Regions from separate parts of the Homo sapiens genome. Here all the other regions are linked to region 1. Evidence: read pairs that join two places in POLR2A ChIA-PET (ENCODE). Cell type or tissue: Panc1. All regions are shown on one strand. Each heading gives the region's core, and the rest is flanking DNA. Links, peaks and the distances in the headings are about the cores only. Region 1 overlaps RSBN1L (round spermatid basic protein 1 like). Region 2 overlaps PTPN12 (protein tyrosine phosphatase non-receptor type 12). Region 3 overlaps APTR (Alu-mediated CDKN1A/p21 transcriptional regulator).

Evidence for each region. ChIA-PET counts read pairs that join two places held together with the same protein. Peaks named below come from ENCODE experiments on the same cell type or tissue, not always from the same donor. Only the 100,000 strongest peaks of a DNase experiment are listed, where the experiment ranks them.
Region 2: POLR2A ChIA-PET joins it to region 1 with 8 read pairs; 3 of 35 experiments call an interaction of 5 or more read pairs at or near these places.
Region 3: POLR2A ChIA-PET joins it to region 1 with 7 read pairs; 20 of 35 experiments call an interaction of 5 or more read pairs at or near these places.

Annotation. Positions count from the first base shown.
Region 1 is chr7:77,733,435-77,744,040 of GRCh38, reverse strand. It overlaps RSBN1L (round spermatid basic protein 1 like), which reads right to left. Exons shown (of 8, transcript NM_198467.3): 2 at 7,515-7,631. Among named protein-coding and RNA genes, the nearest start is that of RSBN1L, 42 kb to the right of the region's middle. In Panc1, for the core only: no CTCF peak of the experiment used is centred there; a DNase peak (open chromatin) is centred at 4,890.
Region 2 is chr7:77,619,796-77,630,401 of GRCh38, reverse strand. PTPN12 (protein tyrosine phosphatase non-receptor type 12) reads right to left here. Exons shown (of 18, transcript NM_002835.4): 13 at 2,727-3,697. Among named protein-coding and RNA genes, the nearest start is that of APTR, 71 kb to the left of the region's middle. In Panc1, for the core only: no CTCF peak of the experiment used is centred there; no DNase peak of the experiment used is centred there.
Region 3 is chr7:77,680,665-77,691,270 of GRCh38, reverse strand. The region is part of intron 1 of APTR (Alu-mediated CDKN1A/p21 transcriptional regulator); the gene reads left to right. Among named protein-coding and RNA genes, the nearest start is that of APTR, 10 kb to the left of the region's middle. In Panc1, for the core only: no CTCF peak of the experiment used is centred there; no DNase peak of the experiment used is centred there.

The DNA of each region.
Region 1 (10,606 bases), core at 3,375-5,874:
GTAAAAAGTAAAACAGTCCAGACATGGTGGCTGATGCCTGTAATCCCAACACTTTGGGAGGCCAAGGCAGGAGGATCACTTGAGGCCAGGAGTTCGAGATCAGCTTGGGGAACATAGAGAGACCTCATCTCTACAAAAAAAATGAAATAAAAATAAGTGAAACAGGGGACTAACCAAAATGAAAGATGAAACAATCAAAAAAAATCAGGGAAAGAAGGCAGTAATGCAATAAAAAATAGAATTTAACAAAGCTTAAAGGGCAAAGGTGTGATTAATGACATTCCTAAATACAACTGAAAATATATGTAGAACTGCATAAATTACGCAATTGTTGCCAAAATGAATAAAACTTCATTTGAGTGAAAGTATATTTAATATCCTACACTTATGCCTAACACCAAAAAAGGTTAAATCAGAAAATATTACCAGGAGAACACATTAGTTTGAAATAGAACAGAGACAACACTTAGTCTATTTCATAGGCATGAAGATAAACCAAAAGGTACTATAACAGGAACTGAAAAATGCAAACCAATAAGAAATCAGTTAAGAGATTCCTTTAGAAAAAAAAAAAAACAAAACCAACTTATTTATTTATTTTTTTAATAGAGACAAGGTCTCACTATGTTGCGCAGGCTGGTCTCAAACTCCTGACCTCAGATTATCCACCCGTCTCGGCCTCCCAAAGTGCTGGGATTACAGGCATGAGCCACTGCACCTGGCCAAGAGATTCTTAGACTGAGCATCAAGGAGTTAAATTCTCACAGCAGAGCAGCCTGGGAAACAAAGCAAGACACTGTCTCTACAAAAAATACAAAAATTAGCTGAGTGTGGTGGCAAATACCTGTATTCCCAGCTACTCAGGAGGCTGAGGCAGAAGGATCACCTGAGCCTGGGGAGGTAAAGGCTGCAGTGGCCTGTGATCACACCACTGTACTCCATACTGGCAACAGAGTAAGACCTTGTCTCGAAAAAAAAAAATTCCCATGGAAAACTATTCTGTAATTAAATACTGAAATGAGCACTGTATGCAGAAGAGATAATATGCCTGAGACTGTTATTCTCAGTCCTGTTTGCAAGGCTGACTCTCGGCTAGCATCTAGGAACTCTTATTTTTGGAGGGTTCCCCCCATTCCATAAGTAAGAGTCTTCACTGTGCCAAAACTGTGCAAACAATATAGTTCGTTGTTGTTGTTGTTGTTTAAGACAGGGTCTCACTCTGTCGCCCAGGGTGCAGTGCAATCGTGCAATCGGCTCACAGCAACTTCCGCCGCCTCCTGGGTTCAAGCGATTCTCCTGCCTCGGCCAACTGAGTAGCTGGAATTACAGGCATGCACCACCACGCCTGGCTAATTTTGTATTTTTAGTGGAATCGGGGTTTCACCACGTTGGCCAGGCTGGTCTCAAACTCCTGACCTCAAGTGATCTGCGTGCCTCGGCCTCCCAAAGTGCTGGGATTACAGGTGTGAGCCACCACACCAGGCCTAAACAACATGGTTTTGCTGAACACTTGTTTTCCTTCTGGGAGTCTGGAATTTTAGTTTGTGGTAGGCAAATGGTGCCTATATGACCAATGTCCAAGAAAAACCCTGGGCACTGAGTTTTTAATGAGCTTCTCTGGCAGACAAGATTTCACATGTGTTGTCACAATTCACCACTGCAAGAATTAAGCACATCACATGTGACAACATTGGGAAAGGACTCTCAGAAACTTGTGCCTAGTTTCTTTCAGAAATTGCACCAAGTGCTATTTTTCTTGTTGATTTTACTTTGTATCCTTTCACTGTGTGTCTGTATATTTTTTTAAAGATGGATTCTTGCCGTGTGTGTGTGTGTGTGTGTGTGTGTGTGTGTGTGTATTTTTTTTTTTTTTTTTAAAGATGGGTTCTTGCCACGTTGCCCAGGCTGGTCTCGTACTCCCAGGCTCAAGCAATCCTCCGGCCCCAGCTCCCCAAAATGCTGGGATAAGAGCTGTGAGCCACCATGCCTGTCCTCCTTCACTATAACAAATCATAGCCATAAGTACAACCATATGCTGAGTCCTGTGAATCCTTTCAGCAAATCACAGGCCCTGGGAGTAGCCTTAGGAATCCCAGTGGACACAGGCAAAATGCATTCTTTACATGAAACCAAACTGGGGTACTAGCATTCACCAGATAGATTAAGAGCTTTATGTAATCTCTCGCTCATTTCCTATCTCTACATATGAAATGCAGTAGATATGTATGCAGAAAATTTTAAAATAAGGAAAAAGGCCATTTTAAATACCAATTTGCTTCTCCTACACTAAAGAGTATTTAAAGTCCACATTAAATCTATAATTCTTTTCTTTTCTTTTTTTTTTTTTTTGAGACCGAGTCTTGCTCTGTCACTCAGGTTGGAGTGCAGTGGCACGATCTTGGCTCACTGCAAGCTCCACCTCCCGGGTTCACACCATTCTCCTGCCTCAGCCTCCCGAGTAGCTGGGACTACAGGTGCCTGCCACCACGCCCAGCTAATTTTTTTGTATTTTTAGTAGAGACAGGGTTTCACCACATTAACCAGGATGGTCTTGATCTCCTGACCTCATGATCCACCCATCTCAGCCTCCCAAAATGCTGGGATTACAGGCGTGAGCCACCACATCTGGCCTAAATCTATAATTCTGTAACAGAACCCAATAAAGGATCCTGACAGGTACCTATAACAGAAAGAATAGAACTGCTATCCAACTAATCTGCCCCTTCAAAAGTGTAAGATGAGAAGTAAAATGGTGGCCAGGTGCAGTGGCTCATGCCTGTAATCCCAGCACTTTGGGAGGCTGAGGCGGGTGGACTGCTTGAGGTCAGGAGTTCGAGACCAGCCTGGCCAACATGGTAAAACCCCATCTCTACTACAAACACAAAAATTAGCCAGGCGTGGTGGCGCACGCCTGTAGTTCCAGCTACTCGGTAGGCTGAGGCAGGAGAATCGCTTGAACCCGGGAAACAGAGGTTACAGTGAGCCCAGACTGTGCCATCGCACTCCAGACTGGGTATCACAGTGAAACTCCGTCTCAAAAAAAAAAAAAAAAAAAGAAAAGAAAAGAAAAATGTTGATGGGAGACCCTCCCCAAAGCCACATACAAATGCACAAAGCAGACCACACACACAAAGTACCACAGATACACACGTGTATAGAGTCAGAGCCAGAGAGAGTGTGCCAGACTGGGAGTGAGGGAATCAGAAACAGAGATGCAGGTATACTTAGAGCCAGAGAGAGACACTCACAGAGGCAGAAAGAAGCGCACACAGAAACAAAGACAGCATGTGTTGTTAATGGCTAATTATGAAAAGAAAAATAAAAAAAAACTTTTAAGATCACAAATTCATTGAGTTAATTCTACCACTAATTTTCGTATACTTTCTGTATTAATAAAGTGAAAAACAAAATTCAGAAAAATTTATAAAATTTATATCTATCTTTCTCTCTCCCCCATCCCATTATTACATATAGGAAAAAAGTACTAATTAGCTTAGTTATTCTCAACTTTTGGCCTCTGGGATTCGAATCTGCTTTTTTTGCACTGCAATGTTGTCACTCTTCCAGCCATGATTTACCTACCTGTGACCTTTAGTACACTACCAGTCACCTTGGACACTGGCTTCTTTCAACCCTCATTCTAACTGCTCACCAGCAAACTTATTTAAAATGCTATAATGACAAACATTTACTCTAAAAAATACTATAATCATAACACATGTTCTCACACTTTATCATTAATAAACAACATAAAAATGCCTGGAACATAATGCATACAATCAGAAAAAGCAGTTGGTGAACTTTAGTATAAAATAAGACCCACTAAATAAGCTTTGTTTCAAACTTATTTGTTCCTTTAAACTATTTTGAAAAGAGCAAATAATCCAACTTTCTTACCAAATAAACTTTTATAAGGTTTTCGCATTAATAAAACACTTTTTATCATATATATAATTTTGTGTGTATTTCCAGTCAGAAAAAACTTGACAGGCCGGACGCAGTGGCTCATGCCTATAATCCCAGCACTTTGGGAGGCCGGGTCAGGCAGGCTGCCTGACCTCAGGAGTTCGCCATCAGCCTGGGCAACATGGTGAAACCCTGTCTCTACTAAAATACAAAAAATTAGCCCTAGGCATGGCGGCGTGCGGCTGTAATCCCAGCTACTCAGGAGGCTGGGGCAGGAAAACTGCTTGAACCCAGGAGGCAGAGTTTGCAGTGAGCCGAGATCGCGCCACTGCACTCCAGCCTGGATGACAGAGCAAGACTCCTCTCAAAAAAAAAAAAAAAAAAAAAAAAAAAAAGACACATTTTTTTTTTTTTTTTTTTTTTCCTGAGACCAAGTCTTGCTCTGTCACCCAGGCTGGAGTGCAGTGGCACAATCTCGGCTGCAGCCTTTGCCTCCTGGGTTCAAGCAATTCTCCTGCCTCAGCCTCACGAGTAGCTGGGATTACAGACGAGCGCCACCACGCCCGGCTAATTTTTCTATTTTTAGTAGAGATGGGGTTTCACCAGGTTGGCCAAGCTGGTCTCAAACTCCTAGCTTCAAGTGGCCCACCCGCCTTGGCCTCCCAAAGTGCTGGGATTACAGGCGTGAGACACTGCGCCCAGCCTACCTGACACAATTTTTAAGAAAAACCTGGAGAAAATGAATTGGTGTGACATACTTGACATCTATTTTAGATTTTCAAATGCCATCATCCATCAACACCTGTGTATACCACAGCTTGCAACATTATCATTAACAGAAGAAAAAAATTACAAGGATAGAATAAAAGTTGGAGGCCACAAGGAAAAAAGTGGCACACAGTAGTAAATGAAAGTATATTTTCCCTCAGCAAAGTAAATGATTTGTTGTTCCAAGTCACCAACAACAAAAGATGCCTTTCCCTACCACCACCACAGGCTCACTTGGGAAATGGCCCCACATACTAAGCAAATTCTTTCTCGTAGATAGTAACAACAGATAACACTCAGTGCTTTCAATGCGACAAGCACTGTTTTCCCAATGAATCATGTGTTTATTCACTTAATTATCTATGTACTACACACTGAGGAGAGGAGATAGTTTGGTTTTATTGGTGTTTTTTGTTTTTTGTTTTTTTGAGATGGAGTCTCTCTCTGTTGCCCAGGCTGGAGTGCAGTGGCACCATCTTGGCTCACCGCAACCTCCGCCTCCTGGGTTCAAGCGATTCACATGCCTCAGCCTCCCGAGTTGCTGGGATTACAGGCACCCACCGTAATTTTTTGTATTTTTTAGTAGAGATGGGGTTTCACCAACTTGGCCAGGCTGGTCTTGAACTCTTGACCTCAGGTGATCCACCTGCCTCGGCCTCCCAAAATGCTGGGATTACAGGCTTCAGCCACTGTGCCTGGCCAATTTTGTTGCTTTTTAATCACAAAGTTAATCTCTCATACATACTTACAAGAAAGATTTCATAACTATTTACTACTCAGTAGTAAGTACCTGTGAGCCAGATTCTATACTTGGCACTTTCCTCATACTTTCCCTCATTTAATCTTGGTAACACTGTAAGGCAGTAATTAAATTATTACTTACCTCCACTGTGAATACATTTTCCCTAAATTTTTCCATGGACATCCCAGAAGTCACAAATTAATTTCCACATCTATCTCATTCTTTTACCTTAATCATCACTAGTTTCAGTTTAACTCGGTTCAAAATATCACCTAAATTTTTGTCTACTTCAAAGTTAATATCGTATATTTCATTTTTTAAAAATCTCAATTTTTAGGCTGTTTTAAATTTTATTTTCATGTGTAATCTCTGGATTCACATAATTCACATTATGTTAGGAATCCAGTATTCAATCAAGAACATATGAGGCTTTTATAAAGTATTTCTAAAACAGATTCCTTCTCAAGTAATAGAATTTACAGCATGATATTTTCAAATGAATAAGAAAACTATTTGATTAAATCAGAAAAAAAAATGGCTATTGGGCTAAACCAAGGGTAAAGTTAAGTAGACTTGACTTTTTCTTTTCTTTTTTTTTTTTTGAGACTGAATCTCACTCTATTGCCCAGGCTGGAGTACAGTGGGGTGATCTCAGCTCACTGCAACCTCTTGTCTCCCGGGTTCAGGCAATTCTCATGCCTCAGCCTCCCCAGTAGCTGGGATTACAGATGTCCACCATCATGCCCCACTAATTTTTCATTTTTAGTAGAGACGAGGTTTCACCACATCGGCCAGGCTGGTCTCAAACTCCTGACCTCAAGTGATCCACCCGCCTCGGCCTCCCAAATTGCTGGGATTACAGGCATGAGCGACCGAACCTGGCCTTAAGCAGACTTTTCAAGCATTCATCACTAGCTGCTATAAATAACTAGTGTGGTTATATTCAATTCCTGCCTCAAAGGCTTACAATCTAATTAGACAACACAGATAGAATATGCAGGCAAAAGAAACAGAACAAAAGGATCATGAGCATTAACTAATAAGCAGCCATCAACTTAAGCTCTGACGTATTTCTTCAAGGTTGAAAGAATATCGTAGAAAATGAAGTTCTGACATGTAGATAATAGAAAACGAATATCTGAAAACATGACAAAGAATGCAATGAAAATACAGAATCTAATACTCTTTATCTTAGATAATATAAACTACCAGTTATTTTGCTACATATGCAGTGTCGTGGTCTTTCCCCCTCAAGCAAATATAAAGCCTTATCAACAATTAAATTCAATATGAAGTTAATCAAGGTCAACATATTCTCATCATCAACTATCAACATGATAGCACTAGTAAATTTGCTAGCTAGTGAATTCGCTAGTTGTCTAGCAACCGAATGCCACGGATTCTTCTTACCTTGACATCTGAGTGAATTTAAGACTATCCTTACGTCTATTCTACCACAAATTCTCTCTTTACAAGTTCAGACTTATTGACAGGATTTGCAGTATACTTATTACCCAACCACCTACCCCCCAAATTCTTCTCTCCACCCCACCCTCATATATAAACAGCAAATGAATGCAACTGTAACAGAGAAAAAAAAGAATAAAACAAGGATATTCTTAAACATACAAGAAACATACCGCTTCTGATTTAGCTCAGAGTAAAATGTTCCCTCTAAATGCTAGACTATGGTATGGTGATGACAGTCAAATATTTTTAAGAAGATCACTTACTTCACCATCCCTATCATACTAAAACTTGCTTTGGCAATTTTTCTTAATTTCTTCCTTTTAGATTATCTAAATATGAGTAAGACTAGTAATGCAAACATAGAATTAACTTATTTTAAAATAATTTAAGAAATTAAGTTTAACGAAGCTTAACCTTTTAACTTTTTAATGGCTCACTAAATATACTATAAGACATGTTACCATACAGATTAGAACTCTCCGTTGTTACATTTACTTTTCATTTCCTCATCATTGTTCATTCTCCGCAAAATTCAGCACCAAATAACATTTCTTATTTTATTCACTTAGCCAATAAAGATACTGAACAGTATAATAAAGTAGAACTAAAATCACTGAATAAAACTTACTTTTCAGCAAAATCTTTACTTCTCCATTCTCTTTCTTGATCTCATTCATTACTTTATGTTTCTTTTTTTCTCTTTCTTTTTCTTTGTCTCTCTCTTTAATTTTGTCTTTGATTTTATCTGGAAGACAAAACAAAGGAAATATTTAAAATGAAAAAATTACAACTTCATTTATCTGCACAAACTATAGGTAAATTTCTGGAATTACAATACACAAAGAAAATCAGAATGAGGAACAAATAATGCCTTTTCTTTTTCCTCTCAGGTTTTGGGGAATATTTCTAAATTTCCCTTTTTATTGAATATGAAATACATATTGTCAAAATGTATCATTATACATTTTATTCTAAGTATTCTTCACTTCGTGTCAACCAAAATATTAAATTTATTTCAAATCACTTAAAATAACTAACTTTAGGTGAAGCAAAAGCTACGATGGAAAAGTGCCAGTGTTGAAATTGAGCATCTATGGATTAGCAGCATAACAGAAAAATTACTTGATCTCAGTTTCCTAATCTGTAAATGGTAATTGATACCTTCCTCATTATGGTTACTATAAGGACTAAATGAAAAAATATATAAAATGACTACATAGAGCCTGGCATACATAAGACTAGATGTTGGTTCCCTTACCCTTGGCTCCTTTTAAAAATAGTATGACTCAATCTGACTACTTGGTGATACTGTGATATTTAAATAAAGGGCATAATAACTCTAGGGATCATTCATTTGCATTCTAAAACTTCAAACAAAATATTTGATAGCCTATTAAATTCTTCTTTGTTCAAATGACTTCCTATGCACCCAGCAAAAGACAAAATACAGAGAAGGATATACAAATAGTGACATAAACCTTTGCCCTCAAAAAGCTTACGACTGATTACAAAACCATGATGGAAGTATACAAGAACTGTGAAATGTCCTGGAATATAGTAGAGATTATATAGTATACATGCATACTGCATAATCTCTTAAAAATCACTCCTTACTTTCCTTTCTATAAACACTACCATAACCCAGGTCCTAATCATGTAGTGATTAGATTACTGTCTATATAAGCACTGTCCAGATCTAGACAGTAATCTAAATCTGAATTGGTAAACAATTTTATTAATTTTAATGATATATTTTGCTTAACCCAATGGATCCAACACATTATAATTTCAACATGGAACTGATATTTTTAAATGATGAGATATTTTACATTTTTTCATAAGATTTCAAAATCTAACATATATTTTACATTTATGACACATCTCAATTTGAAACTAGTTTCACTTTAAGTGTTGAATAGTCACATAAAACTAGTGTCTACCATACTGAATAGCACAGGTCTAGACTACTTAAATAAATTTTCAAAAAATTAAATTCATGTGCTAATAAACATTTTTAAACTTCAATCATTAATAATATACAAATTAAAAGACATTACTTTCACCTATAACACTGACAAAGTGTTTTTTGTTTTTTTTTTTCAAGTGATAACACTCCAAGCATACGAAAGTACAGCAAACAGGAATTCACTGACTCAACAAATACACAGTCTGAGTACAAGAAAAAGATTAGGGATACAGGGGAGAATAAACGAGATAAAACTCCTTATCTGTTCACATATAACTTAACTTCTGAATTAGATTACAGTGTTCCCACACTTCTGATTGGTTTGCCACTCTTACTTTCTGATGTTAAAGTCCTTGAAATCCTGTCATAGGCTGCTGTCTAGCTATAAAATGTTACTCCAGGCCGGGCGCGGTGGCTCACGTCTATAATCCCAGCACTTTGGGAAGCCGAAGTGGGCGGATCACCCGAGGTCAGGAGTTCAAGACAAGCCTGGTCAATGTGACAAAACCCCATCTATACTAAAAATACAAAAATTAGCCGGATGTGGTGGTGCATGCCTGTAATCCCAGCTACTTGGGAGACTGAGGTAGAAGAATCGCTTGAACCCGGGAGGTGGAGGTTGCAGTGAGCCGAGATCATGCCACTGCACTCCAGGCTGGGTGGCAGAGTGAGATTACATCTTGGAAAAAAAAAAAATGTTACTCCAAGTAGCTGGAGCTTAGACACATTATATAATATTTCCTAAGTAACTAAACTTCTAACAAAATGAACTATTTATATATCACTTAAAATTACAACTGAAAAAAAGTCACCTAAAACGTCTCCACATTTCTTTTTCCAATAATTCAATTTAATCTTATCAACTTAAACGTATTATTTTAGTAACTATTAAATTTTATTAAAGTATAATATTAATGTAATAAAATGAAGATACTTGTGAAACGGCACCACAGAATCCTTCTGTGTTCCCTTCCAGTCTTTGTATAGCACCCCTAAAGGTACTCAGGATGCTGACTTGTAATCATACAGGTTAAAATAACCATAAACTTTTTTTTCTTTTTTTGAGACAAAGTCTTGCTCTGTGGCCCAGGCTGGAGTGCAGTGGCACGATCTCAGCTTCCTGCAACCTCCACCTCCCGGGTTGAAGCAATTCTCCTGCCTCAGCCACCAAGTAAATGGGATTACAGGCACACGCCATCGCACTCGGCTAATTTTTGTATTTTTAGTGGAGATGGGGTTTCGCCATGTTGGCCAGGCTGGTCTCGAACTCCTAACCTCAAGTGATCTGCACGCCTTGGCATCCCAAAGTGCTGGGATTACAGGCGTGAGCCACCACACCCAGCCAACAACTATAAACTTTTAATAGCATATATTCACTATATAAGCCTACCACAATCACAAAACATAAATATTTTTCAGAATAAAATTAAACTAGCTTCTAGGGAAATAAAACTATCATACACTATGACTCAATTATTTTTAAACTTTAGAAATATACATACATTCCAAAAACAAACTGAAAGATAACCCAAATTATTAAAAGCCATTATTTAAAATTATTTATTTAATTAAATATTTAACATATTGAATATATTTAATTTATTTAACATTTAAAATTCCACTATTTAAGGTGGAAAGTTTCTAAGTTTCTGCAATGGGCACATATTAATTTCATAACACAGGAAAAGGAATCTTAGAATATGCACTCGGGTATGATATTAAATAATTCAAGTACAGTTGAAGGTATGAAGTTA
Region 2 (10,606 bases), core at 4,156-6,655, 110 kb after region 1:
TCACACAATGGCAAAACTGCCTAATGACATATTTTTCTTAGAACATATCCCTGCCATTAAGAAATGTGTGACTGTAATTCACTAACAAGTTCTAGGACCAAAAAACCCCCCAAAACTCTAATTCTGGTGCCAATGGCTCTATAAGATAATGATCTACAAAGGAAATAATAATCTATAAGGTAAATAAACAATCTATAAAGTAAATAATCCATATGGTAAATATTTGGCAACACATTAAAAATGAGACTACTTGTAGTTATGCTGCAACAAAGAACATTTACACACAGGAAAATCTTCGGTTAAAATCAAACCAATAACATAGTTAAGGTTGAGTAAAAAGAAACCAGAAATCACATGTATAGTGATTTTTGCTTTGAAATACAAAACCAAACAAACAGAAATGAGCTGGCACATAGTAGGGTGCTTTTAGCTATATCTTACTCTTTTTTTTTTTTTTTTTTTGAGACAGGGTCTCCCTCTGTTGCCCAGGCAGAGTGCCGGGACGCAATTATGGCTCACTGCAGCCTTGAGCTCCTAGGCTCAAGTGATCTTCCTACCTCAGCCTCCAGAGTAGCTGGGACCACAAGTGTGCACCACCATGCCCGGCTAGTTTTTTATCTTTTGTAGAGATTGGGTGTCACTATGTCACCCAGACTGGTTATGAACTCCTGGGCTCAAGTGAACTTCCTGCCTCAGCCTCCCAAAATGCTGGGATTACAGGCATGAGCCACCAACAGACTCGTCATGTAGTAGTAACTTTTAATAAGCATATCACATCATACATCTTTCTGGCCCTCACCAAATCCTATTTCCAGTAATGGTTTTTTGGTTTTTTTTAAAAAAAAAAGCAAAAGAACAAAACAACAACAAAAAAACAATAAAACTTCCTAGGTACAATACCACATGCTTGATATACTAAAAACTCAAAATGAAAATTTCTTATCTACATATTTTCTTATATAGTTACAGCTGGGCAGTTATATTTCAAATTCTGAAGCTGAGGAACAAAAGACATTAGCAATTTAAAATTATGGTAAACTGGTAAAGTAATATTATACTATTCATTATCTTCTAAAGATCCTTCAAATAAAACAAAGATAAATCAAGAAAAGATAATTCTGTAATTTAAGCAAATAGTTTAAGACTGTCACCTGGCTGGGCGTGGTGGCTCACGCCTGTAATCCCAGCCCTTTGGGAGGCCGAGGTGGGCGGATCACGAGGTCAGGAGATCCAGACCATCCTGGCTAACACAGTGAAACCCTGTCTCTACTAAAAATACAAAAAATTAGCCAGGCATGGTGGCGCATGCCTGTATTCCCAACTACTAGGGAGGATGAGGCAGGAGAATTCCTTGAACCCAGGAGGCGGAGGTTGCAGTGAGCCAAGATTGCGCCACTGCACTTCAGCCTGGGCAACAAGAGCAAAACTCTGTCTCAAAAAGACTGTCATCTAGTCTACCAAATACACTCTCTCAAGTTAAAAAATACAGTATGTGTGAGAGAAAATACAAGCACTACAGTATGGGTGGTATATAATGGGTCAGAAATAGAAAATAATCTTTCAAGGCCAGGTGTGGTAGCTCACGTCTGTAATCCCAGCACTTTGGGAGGCCTAGGTGGGCAGATCACTTGAGGCCAGGAATTTGAGACCAGCCTGGCAAACATATCGAAACCCTGTCTCTACTAAAAACATAAAAATTAGCTGGGTGTGGTAGTGGGTGCCTGTAATCCCAGCTACTTGGGAGGCTGAGCCGAGATCTTGCCACTGCACTCTAGCCTGGGTGACAGTGCAAGACTCAAAAAAAAAATCTTTTGAGTGCAAGTCTCAAAAAAAAAAAAAAATCTTTCAAGGTCACAGTACTTATTTTGCCTGCACGTTATAAATACCAGTCTGTATGTGTCACTACCAAAGTTCACTGATAGGTAAGTGACCACTGATAATCAATATATCAATAAACAGCTTTCAAATTTATATGTTTACTCTCAACCTTAGGGTCTGTTTAAGATGGTAGCCATCATTACTTTCAGCAGATCAAAGAGGAGTTTCAAGAAGCAATAATACACTTTGGGAACTGAGTGCATGCATTATCTTGAAATGCTAAGAGTGCTAAAAAAATAATAATTCTTTAAATAATAGCTTTGATGAGTAGGTATGCATATAGCCCACTCACTACTGAATTGAGCAGTTTGCAGTATTGTTCCTGGGTTAAACTCAGGGTTGGAAGCAGCCATATTTGGAAGCATTTGTGAAGACAGTAAAAACAAACAAACAAAAAAATGTAATCTGTAGTTAAAGGAACAGTAAAAAATGACTAAACATTTAGGAAAAACGAGTAACATTATATGGCCAATCAAGACATTCTACAGTATTTTTGCCACTGTTATTTTAAGTGATTCTTCCCTAAATTATTTCTAATTATTCAGTCAGATAAATTTTTGACCGATACAAAAACACTAAGATCTATAATACAGAAGAAAAAGAAAATAAGTTATCCAGTTATAACTACTAAAATAATTTAGAAACACAAAACCCAGTAATATAATGTGACCAAATTGTTAACAATACATTAAAAGCTTATATTAAAAAATTAGTATCTAAGACAGATTTTGCTGTAGGTTCTATGGTAGAGTGTGGAATAAAACATAATAAATCAATACAGCTAAAGTGCTTAAAACAGTGACTAGCACATAGGAAAGACATTTAAGTATTTGACACTATATTATTACCTTTTTCAGCACCTGAATGTGTTGTTCCTGCTATATTATGTCTAGCAATGGACATTGGCAATACTTTCCTAGTAGAAATGCTTTCAGTACTAGTGGCAGCAGAAACTGTGGCACTTGCTGTTGAAATATTAGTTTTATTCTGGGTCACAGCACCATCAGAGTTTCTTTCATCTGAGTCTGAGTCATCAGAGTGAAGTGGATTAGTAAAACTGAGGGGTGTTCTGAAGAGTGGTGAAGTGTTATCATGATCCACAAGATCAGGTGTTTCAACTTGTGTTGTAGGACTTGGTGTTAAACTCACAGTTTTCCTAGTTTGATAGTTGATATCTGAGGAATTGCCTTCAGATAAATCAGGTATGGGTATGGCATTTTCAGGTCCATGAAATGACCACGTTACATGTCCTTTCTCATCAAGAGGCAAGCGGTCTGGCCTTGGAGGTGTGTCTGAATTCTGGGATTCTTCTGGTGGAGTAACTGAAACTTTGTTTGATTGTGTTACACTGCAGTCCACACAAGAATTCTGGGAAGTATCACCGACATTTAGATCTGAACTTAATTCCTGTGGCTTAGAGATTTTATCAGCTATACAAGGTGAAGCAGATTTAATTTTAATTGCATGTCCCCTATTCAAAAGTGTGTTCCCATCAAAACTTTTTGGTCCCTCTTGGAGAGGGACCTTCTTAATCTCAAAACTTAAATTTCGTTCCAATTTTTTATCTATCTGTTCAATTGTTGATTCATTTTTCCCTGGAAGTTCTGTTGATTTACTATAGTTTCTGTTGAGGTCTGCTGAATGTTGTTCTGATGAAACCATATGCAACACTGGCTTTGGATGGTATCTATCATTGTCCTGCCACACAGTAGTGACTGTTGGAAAAGCTGAAGGGGGAGAAGGTGTCAAGATGGGTGGCACTGGATGAGGTTCCGGTGGCTGCAGTATTTCTTCTTTAGCATCCCCTTCAACAAGGCAACTGAAAAACAAACATTTAAAAAGGGCATTTTAAGACTGTTAAACAAGTTGATACCTGAGAATTATGTAGCTAAGAGTAGCATATTAAGAGCCATTACAATCTGGTTGCGAATAAAAACTGCAGTTTTTCAGACTAAGAAAATTTAATGTTCATCAAGGTAATACACATATACTGTTTAAAAAGTCAAATACAAGACTTTGAATGAAAAACATAGTCTCTGCCCCGCAGCCCTCCTGTTAGCCAGAGGCATCAACTTTCAACATTTTTTTATAGCTGCTTCTAAAATTTACACCTCTGTATTTCAGACTATTTCAAAAGTTATTTCTTGATCTTTGTTTCACACATTTTCTACTGACTTCCTACTGTGGAAGTGTCCTTCTCTATCTTTCCAATACTGTTATATTGTAATTTTTCATTACCTCAGTCGTATGACTGCAGATAGTATTCCCATCTATGACACCATGATTTCGTATCTTTTCTTCTATAGTGTCTTGTTTTCCCCTAATGACTGCCTTGGATTTCTGATGGCTTAGCTCTCTATGCATCATCAGTTACTCAGCTTTTCTTCTAACTTTCTTGCAGATTGGTATACCTCCTCTCAATAATGACAAGCACACATAGTAAGTATCAATACCACAGACATCCTTGTTAGTAACTTTTGGCCTCCTGCTCCAGTGTGGACTACTGGTTCCCTAGTCCATCACAGAGCTAATGTTCTCTCTGGTTTCAGATTCTCCTGTTTCCCAGGTCTCATTTTCCTCTTTCTGGGTATACTCCTTTGTTCGGGTGGGTTATACCCTCTAGTTGCCTTTATTTTTTTCCTTAAAGAAATAGGGGCCAGGCATGGTGGCTCACGCCTGTAATCCCAGCACTTTGGGAGGCCAAGGTGGGTGGATCAATTGAGCTCAGGAGTTTGAGACCAGCCTGAGCAACACAGTAAAACCCCATCTCTACTAATAATACAAAAATTTGCCAGGTGTGGTGGCACACACCTGCAGTCCCAGATACTTGGGAGGCTGAGGCAGGAGAATTGCTTGAGCCCAGGAGGTGGAGATGGCAGTGAGTTGAGATCACGCCACTGCACTCCAGTCTGGGCGACAGAGCAAGACTGTCTCCAAAAAAAAAAAAAAAAAAAAAAAGAGAGAGAGAGCGAGAGAGAGAGCGCGAGTGAGAGTGAGAGTGAGAGAGAGAGAGAGAGAGAGAGAGAGAGAGAGAGAGAGAGAGAGAGAGAGCGAGCAGCCTGGGCAATATGGCAAAACCCTGTGTCTTTAACAAATACAAAAAAATTAACTGGATGTGGCAATGCATGCTTGTAGTCCCAGCTACTAGGAAGGCTGAGGTAGGAGGATCACCTGAGCCTGGGGAGGTCAAGGCTGCAGGGAGCTCTGATCATGCCACTGCACTCCAGCCTGGGTGAAAGAATGAGATCCTGTCTCAAAAAAAAAAAAAAACCAAAGAAGAAGATAGGGTTTACTATGTTGCCCAGGCTTTGTTGCTTTTTAAGAACTTTATATGAAGCAAACTTCTTGAGGGCTTGTATATTTAAGTTTTTGTGTTCTGTTTTTCTTTTGAGATAGAGTCTTGTTCTGTCACCCAGGCTGGAGTGCAGTGGCACCATCTTGGCTCATTGGAACCTCTACCTCCTGGGTTCCAGCAATTCTTGTGCTTCAACCTCCTGAGTAGCTGGGACTACAGGCACATGCCACCACACCTGGCTAATTTTTGTATTTTTAGTAGAGATGGGGTTTTGCCATGTTGGCCAGGCTGGTCTCCAACTCCTGGCCTCAAGTGATTTGCCTGCCTCGGCCCCCGCAAAGTGCTGGGATTACAGGGGTGAGCCACTGGACCCCACCTCAGAGTTTTTGCTTTTTTTTCTCCCCCCAGGTGATCAACCTTTTTTTATCCAACCAGATAACTGGCAGTAATCACATGGTACACCAGGTTTCCCCTTAAAAGAGACTCTGTGGGCCAGGCATGGTGGCTCACGCCTGTAATCCTAGCACTTTGGGAGGCCAAGGCAGGCGGATCACAAGATCAGGAGTTTGAGACCAGCCTAACCAACATGGCAAAACCCCGTCTCTACTAAAAACACAAAACCCTAGTCAGGCATGGTAGCGTGCGCCTGTAATCCCAGCTACTCAGGAAGCTGAGTCAGGAGAATCACTTGAATTCGGGAGGCAGAGGTTGCAGTGAGCTGAGATCACGCCACTGCACTCCAGCCTAGGTGACAGAGCAAGACTCTGTCTCAAAATAAATAAAATAAATAAATAAAGACTCTGTGAAGTTCAGATTCTCTAGACACATTCCCACATTCCTAGGACATGAGAAGATAAATGAATATCTCCAGAATACTGATCATATTAAAATGACAGCAATACTCTCATAAGATATTCCTATATCTGTTCAAGTTTTACAAGTAGATTCTTTTTTTTTTTTTTGAGACAGGGTCCTGCTCTGCCACCTGGGCTGGAGTACAGTTGCACTATCTTGGCTCACTGCAACCTCTGCCTTCAGGGCTCAAGCCATCCTCCCAGTTTAGCCTCCCAAGCAGCTGGGACTACAGGTGTGCACTACCACACCTGGCTAAGTTTTGTATTTTTTGTAGAGATGTGGTTTTGCCATGTTCATGTTGCCCAGACTGATCTCAAACTCCTAAACTTAAGCAATTCACCTGCCATGTCCTCCCAAAGAGCTGGGATTACAGGTGTGAGGCATTGTACCTGGCCTACAAGTTGGTTCTTAATCTGAAAGAGTGGCTGTCAAATTTTTGCGATCTAAAACAAAAATAATTGCAGACACCTCCTACAATTTATAAAGCATATGCAAAGACCAATAGGTTATCCTAAGAACATATTATAATACAAATAGAAAATATGAGTTTTAAAAGGATGAGATAAAATTTTGATATAAATTGAGGTGTATTATTTTCCCTACGTGTACATGGTGAGACCACTTTTCCATAATCAGTATTTTATTTACATATTTTTTATTGAGACAGAGTCTCATTCTGTTACTCAGGCTGGAGTACAGTGGTGCAATCTCAGCTTACTGCAACCTCCGCCGCCTCCCAGGTTCAAGCGAATCTCCTGCCTCAGCCTCACAAGTAGCTGGGATTATAGGCACGCGCCATGACGCCCGGCTAATGTTTGTATTTTTAGTAGAGACAGGGTTTCGCCATGTTGGCCAGGCTGGTCTTAAACTTCTAACGTCAAGTGATCCGCCCTCCTCAGGCTCCCAAAATGCTGGGATTACAGGTGTGAAACACCATGCCCGGCCTCATGACCAGTATTTTACAGATTTACTTGATTAACAAACCCCATATATCCTTAACAGTACCTTTTTCACAGGGTAGTTAGGAGAATTAAATGAGTTAACATCTGAACAACAATTAGAACAGTGCTTGACAGATATCGAGTATGATATATGGGTTTGTTAATCGAGTATTTTCAAAGTTTTTAATTTAAAAAAACTTACTCCAAATTTCAGCATTATTTTTATCTTACTCTAAACCTAAGCAAGGTTCTTATGTTGGATGTTCTATAATTTCATAATGTAACTTAAAAAACTATATTTTTTAACAATTTTATTTTTATCCATCACATTTGGTGGTGTATATCAAGCTTGGTGTATACGCTCTATATAAAAATTTATGCCCTTTAATTCTAACACATTTTTTCTTCTTTTTTTTTTTTGCTAATTTCTTCTTCCCTACTCTCCTTTTAGACTATTATTAGTTCAGTGACAGATCTTCTAGTTTTGCTTTCTAATTTCCTTATCTTTTCTCTCCTACTTTTTCTTTATCCATTCATTTTCTTGAAATGAATGAATTTCTTTATTTTGGAAATTTTATTGGAAAATGGAGTTCCTTATTTTCCAAACTTCTGCTTAATTTTTAAATTTATAGTATTTTAATTTCTTTCTTTCTTTTTTTTTGAGACAAGAGTCTCATTCTGTTGCCCAGGCTGGAGAGCAGTGGCGCGATCTCGACTCACTGTAACTTCCGCCTCCCGGGTTCAAGCGATTCTCCTGCCTCAGCCTCCTGAGTAGCTGGGACTACAGGCACACACCACCACGCCCAGCTAATTTTTTTTGTATTTTTAGTAGAGACTGGGTTTCACCATATTGTCCAGGCTGGTCTCAAACTCCTGACCTTGTGATCTGCCCGCCTCAGCCTCCCAAAGTGCTGGGATTACAGGCATGAGCCACTGCGCCTGGCCTATATTCTTAATTTCTAAGAGCTTCTTACTTATTACCCACAGTTCTTATTTCGTGGTTGCAGCATTTCCCAATGACTGAGAAAAGTGGACTGTTGTTTCTTTTTTCCCCCATCTTTTTCATTTTACTCTGTATTGTCTCCATTTCCTCTGTTTTTTCATATTAGAGGCTTCTGTCAAATGCCCAGTCATTCCTAGTTCTGTTCACTTTTAAGAACTGGAAGAACTGGAATACTGGTGGGACATGGTGGCTCACGCCTGCAATCCCAGCACTTTGGGAGGCCAAAATGGGTGGATCCCTTGAGCCCAAGAGTTTAAAACTGGCCTAGGCAACAAGGAGAAAACCCATCTCTACAAAAAATACGGAAATTAGCCAGGCATGGTGGTGTGTGTCTATAGTTCCAGCTAGTTGGGAGTCTAGGGTGGGAGGTTCAATTGAGGTCGAGGCTGCAGTGAGCCATAATCACACCACTGCACTCCAGCCTGCGCAAAAGAGCAAGGCTCTGTCTGAAAACAAAACAAAATAAAACAGAAAGAATTGGAATATTAAAAATTACTGAAAGACATGTACAGTCATGTGACGTTTCAGTCAATGATGGGCCACACATAACATGGTGGCCCCACAAAGTTATAATGGAGCTGAAAAATTCCCATGAATTTGTAGCAAAATGCGTCATTCACGTTTGTTGTGATGCTGGTATAAACAAAGCTACTATGCTGTCAGTCATATAAAAGCACAGCACATGTAATTACGTACAGGACACAATCCTTGATAATAATGATAAAGAAAATAGTTATTGGCTTATGTACTTTTTTTTTTGAGATGGAGTCTCGCTCTGTCACACCCAGGCTGGAGTCCAGTGGTGCAATCTTGGCTCACTGCAACCTCCACTTCCCGGGTTCAAGCAATTCTTTTGCCTTAGCCTCCCAAGTAGCTGAGACTACAGGTGCCCGCCACAACGCCCAGCTAATTTTTGTATTTTTAGGAGACACAGGGTTTCGCTATGGTGGCCAGGCTGGTCTCGAACTCCCAACCTCAGGTGATCCACCCACCTTGGCCTCCCAAAATGCTGGGATTACAGGCGCCTGGCCACGTACTTACTTTTTGTTGTTAATTTTGAGTGTATTCCTTCTAATTGTTAAAAAATTAGTTAACTGTTAAACAGCTTCAGGCAGGTTCTTCAGGAGGTATTCTAGAAGAGGGCACTGTTATCATAGGGGATGACAGCTCCATGTGTGTTTCTGCCCGATACCTTCCAGCAGGACAAGATATGGAGGCAGAAGGCAGTGATATTGATGATCCTGACCCTGTGTATGCTTAGGCTACTGTGTGTGTGTGTCTTATTTTTAACAAAAACGTTTAAAAAGTAAATAAATAAATAAATAAATAAAAATGAAATATACACACAACACATATTTTTATATATATATATATATATGGATTCAAGCAATCCGCCCACCTTAGCCTCCCAAAATGTTGGGACTACAGGCGTGAGCCACTATGCCCAGCCAACATGTACTTTATTTTTGTTTTTTTATTTTTGAGACAAAGTCTCGCTTTTTCACCCAGGCTGGAGTGCAGTGGCATGAACTTGGCTCACTGGCACCTTCGCTTCCTGGGTTCAAGCGATTCTCCTGCCTCAGTCTCCCAAGTAGCTGGAACTGCAGGCGCGTGCCACCACGCCTGGCTAATTTTTCTATTTTTAGTAGAGACGGGGTTTCACCATATTGATCAGGCTGGTCTTAAACTCCTGACCTTGTGATCCGCCTGCCTTGGCCTACCAAAGTGCTGGGATTACAGGCGTGAGCCACCACGCCTGGCCCCATCATGTACTTTAAACAAACAATTAATGTGTTTACTGTAGCCATACTGAAAAACAAAATATACTATTTTACTTGTTATCAATCTTATGATTTTGTGATTTTATTTTCAGTTATGTTGGAACAATTTATAATAGTTCTAAAAATCATCCCAACTTAGAAGTCACAAGGTTCTCTTTGTCAAAAATAATGACATTCTGGCATTTGACTCCATTACATGAAGAAGAAAAAAGGTGACCTATGCATGTATTATAAAATCACACACAAAGAACTTTTAGAATGTATGCCTAATAAAAATCTGTCTTGAGTTGAATATTTTTTCTTAATATGCATTTGCTTTTTTCTTTATTATCTTTTTGTTTATTAGAGAGTAACAGAAGTAAAACTTTTCAACAGGTATAGGAAAAAGGCTTTAAATTCAGATATTCTATTCTTTTTTCCTGTAAAATTAAGAAGAGACTGCTGCTACATGTAGTTAGAGGTAGAAGAACATACAAATCATAAATATCAGTGTAGACTTTGAAAACCTCTATATTGGCTCAATCTCAAAAACCAAATTAAAACACAGGGCAGCAAAAATGTTCCTTAATTTTTTTAGGGCCAGTAGTTTCTTTTAGGATTCTAGGGCTCCTATATGGAACAGAGAAGTTAGAGAACTTAATATTTTATAGGTTTCAACTGGTTACCTTCCACAGACGGCTAAAATGCCAACCAGTTTTGGTGGATACCAAAGTGGAAATCGAACAGGAAAGAACTACTAAAAGTTCTGATAGCACACAGTTAACATCTCGAACATTTAAATGTTGAGACCTAACCTCATCTATATATAGGCTTCCTGAGGTTCCTAAGAGAAGTATGCAAAGGTATTCTAGAG
Region 3 (10,606 bases), core at 2,822-5,321, 52 kb after region 1:
TGATCCTACCACCTCAGCCTCCCAGGTAGCTAGGACTTCAGACACTCGCCATAACTCCCAGCTAATTTTTGCTTATGTTTTGTAGAGATGGGGCCTCACTGTGTTACCCAGGCTGGTCACAAACTCCTGGGCTCAAGCGATCCACTTGCCCATGAAGCCTCTTGTAATCCCATAAACCTCATTCACAAGAGAGCAACCCCTCTGGCCTAAACACGTCTTAAAGGCCCCACATCTTAATACCATTACATTGGCCATTAAGTTTCAACACCTGAATTTTGGAGGGGACACATTGAAACCATAGCAATGGGTAAAAAATAATAAGTCAGAGTCAGGTTGAATGTGAGATCACAGGAAGTGGAGGGTACTATAGAAAACTGGGAATATGATGTGTTTTCTACAATATACATTTGTGTTTCTCAGCTCTCGCTGCTCGTTCCCTTATGGAAATAGTGGTCCTACTTGCTAAATATATAGATTTTTTAATGGGAAGTTTCCTAAAACACCATGCAAGCCAAACAAACATCTGTGAGTCAGTTATAACCCACAGACTAGCAGGCTGACTTCTGATCTAGAAAGGAGTAGCTTCGTTTTGTTAAGATCGTTTTGAGAGTTTTGTTTATTTTAATTCACAACCCTGTCTTTGTCCGTTGCTGGAATAGATGCTAATCGAATATATTCAAACTTCCAGCCATAACAAATGTGTGTTCGCAGTGCTTAGAGCTGTCCTCTGTACAACCTAGAATCTGGTTTCTCTGCACGTGACATCCTTCTGCCTTTCTGAGCTGAACTGTATTTTCACTCTGCACATGTACTATCCCTCTGGCCTTGTCCAGGTTCCTGATCCCCTTGTATAAAGAAAGCAGTTATTTGACCCTTGTACTTTATGCAGCCATGTACTAACCTTAAAGACATTTCTGGCCAGGTGCAGTGGCTCACGCCTGTAATCCCAGCACTTTGGAAGGCCGAGGCAGGTAGATCATAAGGTCAGGAGTTTGAGACCAGCCTGGCCAACAAGGTGAAACCTCATCTCTCCTAAAAATATGAAAAAATTAGCCAGGCGTGGTGGCACATGCCTGTAGTCCCAACTACTCCAGAGGCTGAGGCAGGAGAATCGCTTGAACTTGGGAGGCGGAGGTTACAGCCAGGCAAGACTGTGCCATTGCACTCTAGCCTGGGTGACAGGGTGAGATTCCGTCTCAAAACAAACAAACAAAAAAGGACATTTCTTCTGTCCTTATGGCATAGATATCTCAAAGCTCTACCTCCACCACGTTGACCTGCTCATCTTTTTTTTTTTTTGAGACAGAATTTCACTCTTGTTGCCCAGGCTGGAGTGCGATGGCACGATCTCGGCTCACTGCAACCTCTGCCTCCCGGGTTCAACTGATTCTCCTGCGTCAGCCTCCCGAGTAGCTGGGATTACAGGCATGCGCCACCACACTCGGCTAATTTTTTGTATTTTTAGTAGAGACGGGGCTTCTCCATGTTGGTCAGTCAGGCTGGTCTCGAACTCCCGACCTCAGGTGATCTGCCCGCCTTGGCCTCCCAAAGTACTGGGATTACAGGCATGAGCCACCACGCCCAGCCGACCTGCTCATCTTTATGTGTCTTTCTCATTTGAATCAATCAATCACTGGCCAGTTATAAAGGCTGGTACTCTGCTTTCAGAAAACCTGAAACCTTTAAACTTTCATGCTGTCAGTTCCAGTGTAGTCCATACTCTAGTACAGGGGCCAGCAAACTTTTTCTGTAAACAGACGTATAGTAAATATTTTAGGCTTTGCAGACCTAAAATATTTGTAAATATTTTAGGCTTTGTGGTCTCTGTGGCAGCTGCTGCTCATAGCACAAAAGCAGCCATAGACAAGATATAAAGGAATGGGCATGGCTGTGTTCCAAAACAACTTTATGGAAACAGGAGACAGGATGGGTTTGGCCTGTAGGTCATAGTTTGCTGGCTCCTATGAATTTTGTGTTTTTTGTTTTTTGTTTTGTTTTGTTTTGTTTTTTGAGATGGAGTCTCACTCTGTCGCCCAGGCTGGAGTGCAGTGGTGCAGTCTCAGCTCACTGCAACCTCCGCCTCCCGGGTTCAAGCAATTCTCCTGCCTCAGCCTCCCAAGTAGCTGGGATTACAGGCACCCGCCACCATGCCCGGCTAATTTTTGTATTCAATAAATTGTTTTTCAGGCTAGGTGCAGTGGCTCACTCCTGTAATCCCAGCACTTTGGGAGGCTGAGGTGGGCAGACTGCCTGAGGTCAGGAGTTCGAGACCAGCCTGGCTAACATAGTGAAACCCCATCTCTACTAAAAATACAAAAAATTAGCCAGGTGTGGTGGTGTGCACCTGTAAACCCTGCTACTTGGGAGGCTGAGGCGGGGGAATCACATGAACCTGGGAGGTGGAGATTGCATTGAGCCATTGCACTCCAGCCTGGGCGACAGTGTGAGACTCCACCTCAAAAATAAATAAATAAATAATTTTTTTTTTTGTTAATGGCTCCCCAATTTATATCTCTAAACCTGACTGCTCCTCTGTGTTTGTGATCTAACTACTCCACATCTTCCACAGATATGTCAGCACTTAAAACTCAGCATATCTATGACAGAGACTGCTCATTTCCTGCCAAGTATCTGTTTCTCCCTTCTTCCTTATTACCTGATCCCTTAATTCATTGAGATTGCAAAGTATCTAGCTAAGAAAAAAAAAAGTTGCTTGCCCTTCTTTCTCTTAGGGATAGCAGTGACATGTCAGGGAAAGTCTTTGGGTGAGGTTTTCAGGGAAGTTCCTGGGTGAAGAGGAGAGGAAACCCCTTTCTCTCTTTCCTGAAATTTGGAGAAGGCGATGTGGGGCAGTAATTATGAAGATTGTAAGCTTTCAGCTCATATTTTGCTTATTCAACATTTCAGGTAATTCAGGTAAATTGAATTCTCAACTCTTTATTTTTCTGAGACCAAGTCTCACTCTGTTGCCCAGGCTAGAATGCAGTGGCGTGATTTCAGCTCACTGCAGCCTCTGCCTTCTGGGTTCAAGCAATTCTCCCACCTCAGCCTCCCAAGTAGCTGGGATTACAGGCATGCACCACCACGCCCAGCTAATTTTTGTATTTTTAGTACAGACGGGGTTTCACCATGTTGGCCAGTCTGGTCTCAAACTCCTGGCCTCAAGTGAGGCCTCCACCCACTTCAGCCTCCCAGAGTACTGGAATTACAGGCGTCAGCCACCATGCCCAGCCAAATTCTCACCTCTTAACCAGAAAATTGTCTCACTACAAATATAGCCTAACCACTTGCTCAACCACAGTCTTCTTTCCAGTTTGAATGTGTACTTAAGGAGAGCAAACTGGGGGAAAATAAAGTTGAAAATTGTAGTACAGGCATCAGCCACTGCTTAAAGGCTTCACTGAAGAGCCATTAGCAGCCACACAGCAGGAAGCAAAAGGTAGAGAGAGTAAAAGGGGCCAAATAGAGTAAATAGAAACTATCCATAAATGTCTCTCCTGGGGTTAATTATGCTGCCAGAATTTTCATATGGAAGAACATCAGCTCATTTTGATACTTATTTTAAGAAAGGGATAGGAGGCCTATAAAATGTGTATCAGGAGCCTTATTCAATAATATAAATCTCTGAAAAGAAAAGCTTAAGTTTTGTGGTTGTTTAAAAAAAAAAAAAAGGTTTGTGGTTCCAGTCAATTCTCCAGGAAGAGGAAGCTATTTTAGGTAAGAACTGGTAGGTAGAGAGTAAAGTGTATTTATCCACACCTTGAAGCCTAGGTCTGGCAAAGAAATGTAAGGAAAAATGATAGACTCATAGAATGTCTGAATTGCAAATGCAGCCCTGTACGTAATTTGTTAATTTTCTTTACTATCCTTTACTTTCTTTTTGAACAGTGAATAACCTCCAGAATAACCATTCTTGGCTTCATAGTTTGAGCCACACTGTCAGACCACTTGTGGTTAAGAGGATAGTGTTTACTGAGTGCCTTGTGTATCTCTTATGTTTGTGGGTGTTATGCATCATCCCAGTTCTACAAAGCTTTCCAAGGCATTTTTCAAAACTGAGCTGGAATTTCATGTTTATTCTGACTCTACACCAGTTTTCTTTCTAATATATCCTATTTTGCAAGAGGAAGCAGAAGTCTAAAGCATCAAAATGTTAAATCCAGACATTGGTCAGGGCTCTTTAGAAGTTTAAGTTAATTTAAGTTTTATGTTTAGAAAATAGGCATTCAAAAAAGATGCAGTGTTTCTTAGAGTGCTGGTAGATTCCAGTGCTTTTATCTCATAGAAAAGAACAGGTTTGAATGTGTCCCCGAAAGTTGTGTGTCCCCCAGAGTTCATGGGTTAGAAACTTAATCTCTAATGCAACAGTGTTCAGAGGTGGGACCTTTAAGAGGTGATTAGGTTATGAGGGCTCCGCCCTCATGAAAGGATTAATGCCATTATCCAGGAGTAGATTAGTTTTTACAGGATCGGGTTCCTGATAACTGATAACCCACAGTTAGAAGAGTGCAGTTTTGTACAAATACTGCACATGCCAGTAGAGCCAACAAAGTACAAAACTATGACTGTCACAAAGTTATTTCATAATTTTAATTTTGCAGATTCTGCTTTGAAAAGCTTGTCTGTATGATTTATGTGCCTTGAGGTAACAATATGATGCTATCCTAATACATATTTTGCCTCAGATTCAAGTGCTGGCTCTTCTTGATTCCCCTCAAATTAATAACTACTTCTATACCATTAGTTTGAAAATAGATGAATAATTAAAACAGCTAAAGACCCATCAAGGAAATAACCTCTCTCTCTTTTTTTTTTTTTTTTTTTTTTTTTTTTTTTGAGACGGAGTCTCGCTCTGTCGCCCAGGCTGGAGTGCAGTGGCGGGATCTCGGCTCACTGCAAGCTCCGCCTCCCGGGTTCACGCCATTCTCCTGCCTCAGCCTCCCCAGTAGCTGGGACTACAGGCACCCGCTGCCGCGCTCGGCTAATTTTTTTCGTATTTTTAGCAGAGACGGGGTTTCACCGTGTTAGCCAGGATGGTCTCGATCTCCTGACCTCGTGATCCACCCGCCTCGGCCTCCCAAAGTGCTGGGATTACAGGAATGAGCCACCGCGCCGGGCCTAACCACTCTTTTATTTAACTTTTAAAGCTAACCCAATAAGTCTACTTTTTCTTATTTTTCACGTATATTAAGTGTTTAGTCAGTAAATACTTAACACCTACCTGTTGCCAGGCACTAGGCTAAGTGCTAGAATATAGCAAGAGATATGGCAGACATGGTCTCTGTCCTCATGGAGTTAACTTTAATCACAAGATCTGTTTCCAAATAATCTGTTGTTTAAGACTATGTTGTTGGGGTGAGGTGGGAGGGAGAGCATTGGGAGATATACCTAATGCTAAATGACAAGTTAATGGGTGCAGCACACCAAGATGGCACATGTATACATATGTAACAAACCTGCACATTTTGCACATGTACCCTAAAACTTAAAGTATAATAAAAAAAAAGACTGTGTTGCTCTGTTGTTCAAGACTGTGATCCTATTTATTACTGATGACAGTCAAACAGTATTAAGTGTCTACAATGGGCCCAGCACTGTGTGACAATGTAATTAATAATATAATGAGATTAGTAAGCAAAGAACATGGGGAAAGACTTTCTAGGCTGAGGAACAAGCATTTGGAAAGAGATGAGAGTAATGACACACTCAATGTGGTATTGTTTATGAGAAGTTCATTGTGGTTCAAGGATAAGGGACACGAAGTGCCGTAAAAGGAGAGGGCTCTCTAAAATGGGTGAGAGCCAGATTGTGTAAAGTGTTGCTCTTGACTGCCTTGGCATGCTGAGGAGTCAGTAAATACCTTTTGTTAACTTAAGGGCTTTAATGAGGAAGAGTGAAAAATGTTTACGTAACCATTTTGACTTCCTGCTCATTCCTCACAGGCTTCACCAGGTACTGCCTTCTAACGAGCTGGCCATTTCCACATGTCAGATAGGACCAACTTGCCTTTTAACTACCCGTGTGATACTTAAACACTGTTGCCGGTATCACAGCTTTTCTTCAAAACAGGTAATATTAGGGACACTTGAAATTTGGGAATTAGATTTACCTTTGCTGTTACTAAATAATTGTTAGAATTTTAAATGTCATATTCATTTTACTCAACTAATCTCTTTAGCTTTCCTATTTATATTCCTACTTATGATTACGTGTAATTCTCATTGGAAGGATTAAAATATTTTGAAAGTAAGACAGTAAAATTGTGAAATACTTTGGTATTGGTTACAAAACAGTACTTAGGTACCTTCTTCCTGATTTTTCTGTATTTTTAAAAAATAAGGCCAGGCACAGTGGCAAATGCTTATATTCCCAACTGCCCAGTAAGCTGAAGCAAGAGAATTGCTTGAGCCCAACCTGGGCAACATAGTGAAACCCCAGTCACCAATTAAAAACAAACAAACAAAAAGAGTATATTTTTTGAAGATATTTTATCACATATACAGAAGCAAACAAAGAGGGGAAGGAATTGTTTAAAATAATGTTAAGCTAAATAAAGTCAAAGAAAATTTAAGTAATAGTTAATAGTTATTGTTATAGAAGACATCAATTTACTACCCCGTTCTCAAAAAGGAAAATCTGCAAGTAGACTGTAGTGCTAGAGTAAGCTTTTCCTTAATTTCAGAAAGCCTGTATTAAGCATTTACTTTATGCCAAACTCCATTTTAGGGACTGGAAATATAAAATAAATAAAACACAGTCCCTGCTCTCAGTGAACTTGTTGTCTAGGGAATGTTAAGTAGAACCACCTGAAATTGCATTGTTTTTGTAAGCCAGCTATCGGTTCCACCTGACATTATATGTGGAAACAGAAATTTGCAATAATAAAGATATGACCACGGTGCTACGGGGCACTGACAAAATGCTTCATGCTGCCCAGGGCAGTCAGTGAAGGCTCCCCAGGGGAGATGACGTTTGAGCCGAGTTTCAGAAGATGATTGGAGTTTACCACGTGTTCACAGGAAGCAACGAGAATGAGGGCATTCCAGTAGCAGGAGACAGCATGCATAGAGATGCTGATGAAGAAAGAGCCTAGCGCACGTGGGAAACTGCAAAAGTTCAGACTGGTTGGAATGCTGGAAATGTTGTGAATGACAGGAGATGAGGCTGGCGAGAAAACAGAGGTCAGATTGTGGAAGGCTGTCAAGCCAAAGACTTTGATTTTATTCTTGAGATTGATGAGATGTGTGTAATCCAGGAGTGTGCAAAACAATCTGTAAGGGTTCAGAAAACATACTGCTTCTATATATAGTTACCTTTGTCTTAACTTGAAAATTTCAAATTGTGTAGGAGTTACAATGTGTGTAATTGTTATTATAGTACTGGATCCAAATAATTTATAAATAAATAAATATAGACATAATATGGTGTATTACAGGTTAAATTGTGTACCTCAAAAATTCATGTTTAAGTTCTAACCCTCATTATCTCAAACTGTGACCTTATTTGGAAATACTATCATTGCAGATGCAATAGTTAATGAGGTCAAGTTAAGAAGCAATAGGAGGCCAGGCATGGTGGCTCACACCTGTAATCGCAGCACTCTGGGGAGGCCAAGGTGGGTGGATCACCTGAAGTCAGGAGATCAAGAGCAACCTGGGCAACATGGTGAAACTCCGTCTCTACTAAAAATACACAAATTAGGCTGGGCTTGATGTCTCACACCTGTAATCCCAGCACTTTGGGAGGCCAAGGCGGGCGGATCACCTGAGGTCAGGAGTTCGAGACCAGCCTGGCCAACATAGTGAAACCCCATCTCTACTAAAAATACAAAAATTATTTTGTATTTTGGTGGCGGACACCTGTAAGTAATCCCAGCTACTCGGGAGGGTGAGGCAGGAGAATCGCTTAAACCTGGGAGGTGGAGTTTGCAGTGAACCAAGATCACACCACTGCACTCCAGCTTAGGAGACAGGGCTAGACTCTGTCTCAAACAAACAAGCAAACAAACAAAAGAAAGAAGAAAAGAAGGAGCGAAAAGGTGGGCCCCCAATCCCTAATCCAGTATGACTAATGTCCTTCCAAGAACAGAAAATTTGAACAGAGACACACAAACGGGAAGAATACCTATGCCTTTTGAAGGTAAAGGCGGACATTGGGGTAATGCTTTTACAAGCCAAGGAACTCCGAAGGTAGCCAGCAAACTGTCAGAAGCTAGGCGAGGGTCCTGGGACAGATTCTCCTCACAGCCCTCAGAAGGAATCAGTCCCGCTGACACCTTGATCTTGGACTTGTAGCCTCAGGAACTGTGAGGCAAATGTCTGTTGTTTAAACTATCCAGTTTGTGATACTTTGTTACAGCAGCCCTAGCAAATTGAGCTACTTGGTCAAAAACTTCAGGCAACACTGATGAGATGATGTAAAGGCTTTAAAGAGTTGGTTTATGTTTAAGAGTCCAAATTATCAACGTCCTATCTTTACTCAGTCTCTGTATTCAAGAATTGACCTTAGGCCAGGTGCAGTAGTTCACGCCTGTAATCCCAATACTTTGGGATGCCAAGGTAGGAGGATTGCTTGAGGTCAGGAGTTTGAGATCAGCCCTTGTATATTAGTTCGTTCTCATGCTGCTGATAAAGACATACCCAAGACTGGGTAATTTATAAGGAAAAAGAGGTTTAATGGACTCACGGTTCCATGTGGCTGGAGAGGCCTCAATCATGGCGGAAGGTGAAAGGCATGTCTTAGGTGGCGGCAGACAAAAGAGAAATGAGAGCCAAGTGAGAAGGGAAACCCCTTATAAAATCATCAGATCTCGTGAGACTTATTCACTACCATGAGAACAGTATGGGGAAAGCGTCCCCATGATTCAGTTCCCACCGGGTCCCTCCCACCACATGTGGGAGTTCTGGGAGCTACAATTGAAGATGAGATTTGAGTGGGGACAAAGCCAAACCATATCACCTTTTCTCTACTAAAAATTAAAATTAATTAAAAAATTAAGCTGGCATGGTACTATATGTCTGTAGTCCTAGCTACTTGGGATGCCGAGGTGGGAGGATTGCTTGAGCCCACGAGGTTGAGGCTGCAGTGAGTCATGATCATGCCACTGCACTCCAGCCTGGACAACAGAGCAAGGCCCTGATGCAAAAAACAAAAAATAATAATTTAACTTAAAGTGATGTCTTGATTGCAGTGTTTATTCTACTTTTTAAAGCCATTGTGGTGGGAAAACAATTTGTTTACATTTGTAGTACAGTTTATGTTAAAGGTTGAAGAAATTGGGAAATATTTTATCTTTAACTCAAGACAGGATGGTGATATGCAACAGTTATAGGCAAAAAATATTTACATTTAAGAAAAAAAGTATCATTTAATCCCATTAGGCAGAAGTGGAGTCAAAAGCAAAAATATGGCTGGTTATGGATGTATGTTTCCCTTCCTGTTCATATGTTGAAACCTAATTCCCAATGTGATGGGTTTTGGAGATGGGGTCTTTGGGAGGTAATAGGTCATGAGAGTGGAACCCTCGTGGATGGGATTAGTGCCATATAAGAAGAGTCCATAGAGCTAGCTCACTCCCTTTCTGCCATGTGAGGATACAAGAAGTCGGCCTGGAAAAGAGCCCTCACCAGAACCCTACAATGGCACTCTGATCTTGGACATTCGGCCTCCGGAGCTGTGAGAAATAAATTGTCTTTAAGCTATCCAGTTTATGGTACTTTATTACACCAGCCCAAACTGACTGAAGATGGGGTCCTACCAAGCGAAATCATAGCTGTGAACAGTGTAATAGTATCTCATCAGCATGGGGAGGGCTATAGGCAAAACATGCACTAGTCTAGCTACTTAATCTTCAAGTATTAAGGACAACCTGTCCTTTTTATACAAGTCATACATTAGACATGTGCCTGAGATTACAAAACACTGTGATCGAGTTTTCAAGGCTAGGGATACACCTCAAACTCAGATGTACTTCTTTGGTGCCTATTTGTAAGTCAGCAAAATCCAGAACTCAGCAATATGTTAATTAATGTATTAATACAGAAAATATTTTTGTGCATTATATTTTCTGCATTTTAGATATTTGTGTGCCATGGAATATTTGATGATTTTTGGCTTTATTTAGGTTAAGTCAACCAAAGCATTTTGAAATGCTGCTTTTTTTTTAACACATGTATTTGTGGGTTTTTGTTTTGTTATTGTTGTTGTTTGAGACAGGGTCTTAACTCTGTCATGCAGGCTGAAGTGCAGTGTCACAATCACGGCTCACCGCAGCCTCAACCTCCCGGGCTCGGGTGATCCTCCCACGTCAGCCTCCTTAGCAGCTGGGATTACAGGTGCCCACCACCACGCCCGTCTCCTTTTTGTATTTTTAGTAGAGACGGAGTCTCACCATGTTGCCCAGGCTGGTCTCAAACTCCTGGGCTCAAGTGATCTGCCCTCCTCAACTTCCCAAAGTGCTAGGATTACAGGTGTGAGCCACCACACCTGGCCTAAATCCACATGTATTTGTAATAGTTTTGCCATTGTTTAGACAGGTAGTTTTAAGATTTTTTAAAGTAATAGAAGCCTTTCTTCAAATTAAATCTTATGTGGAAGTCCAGTATGC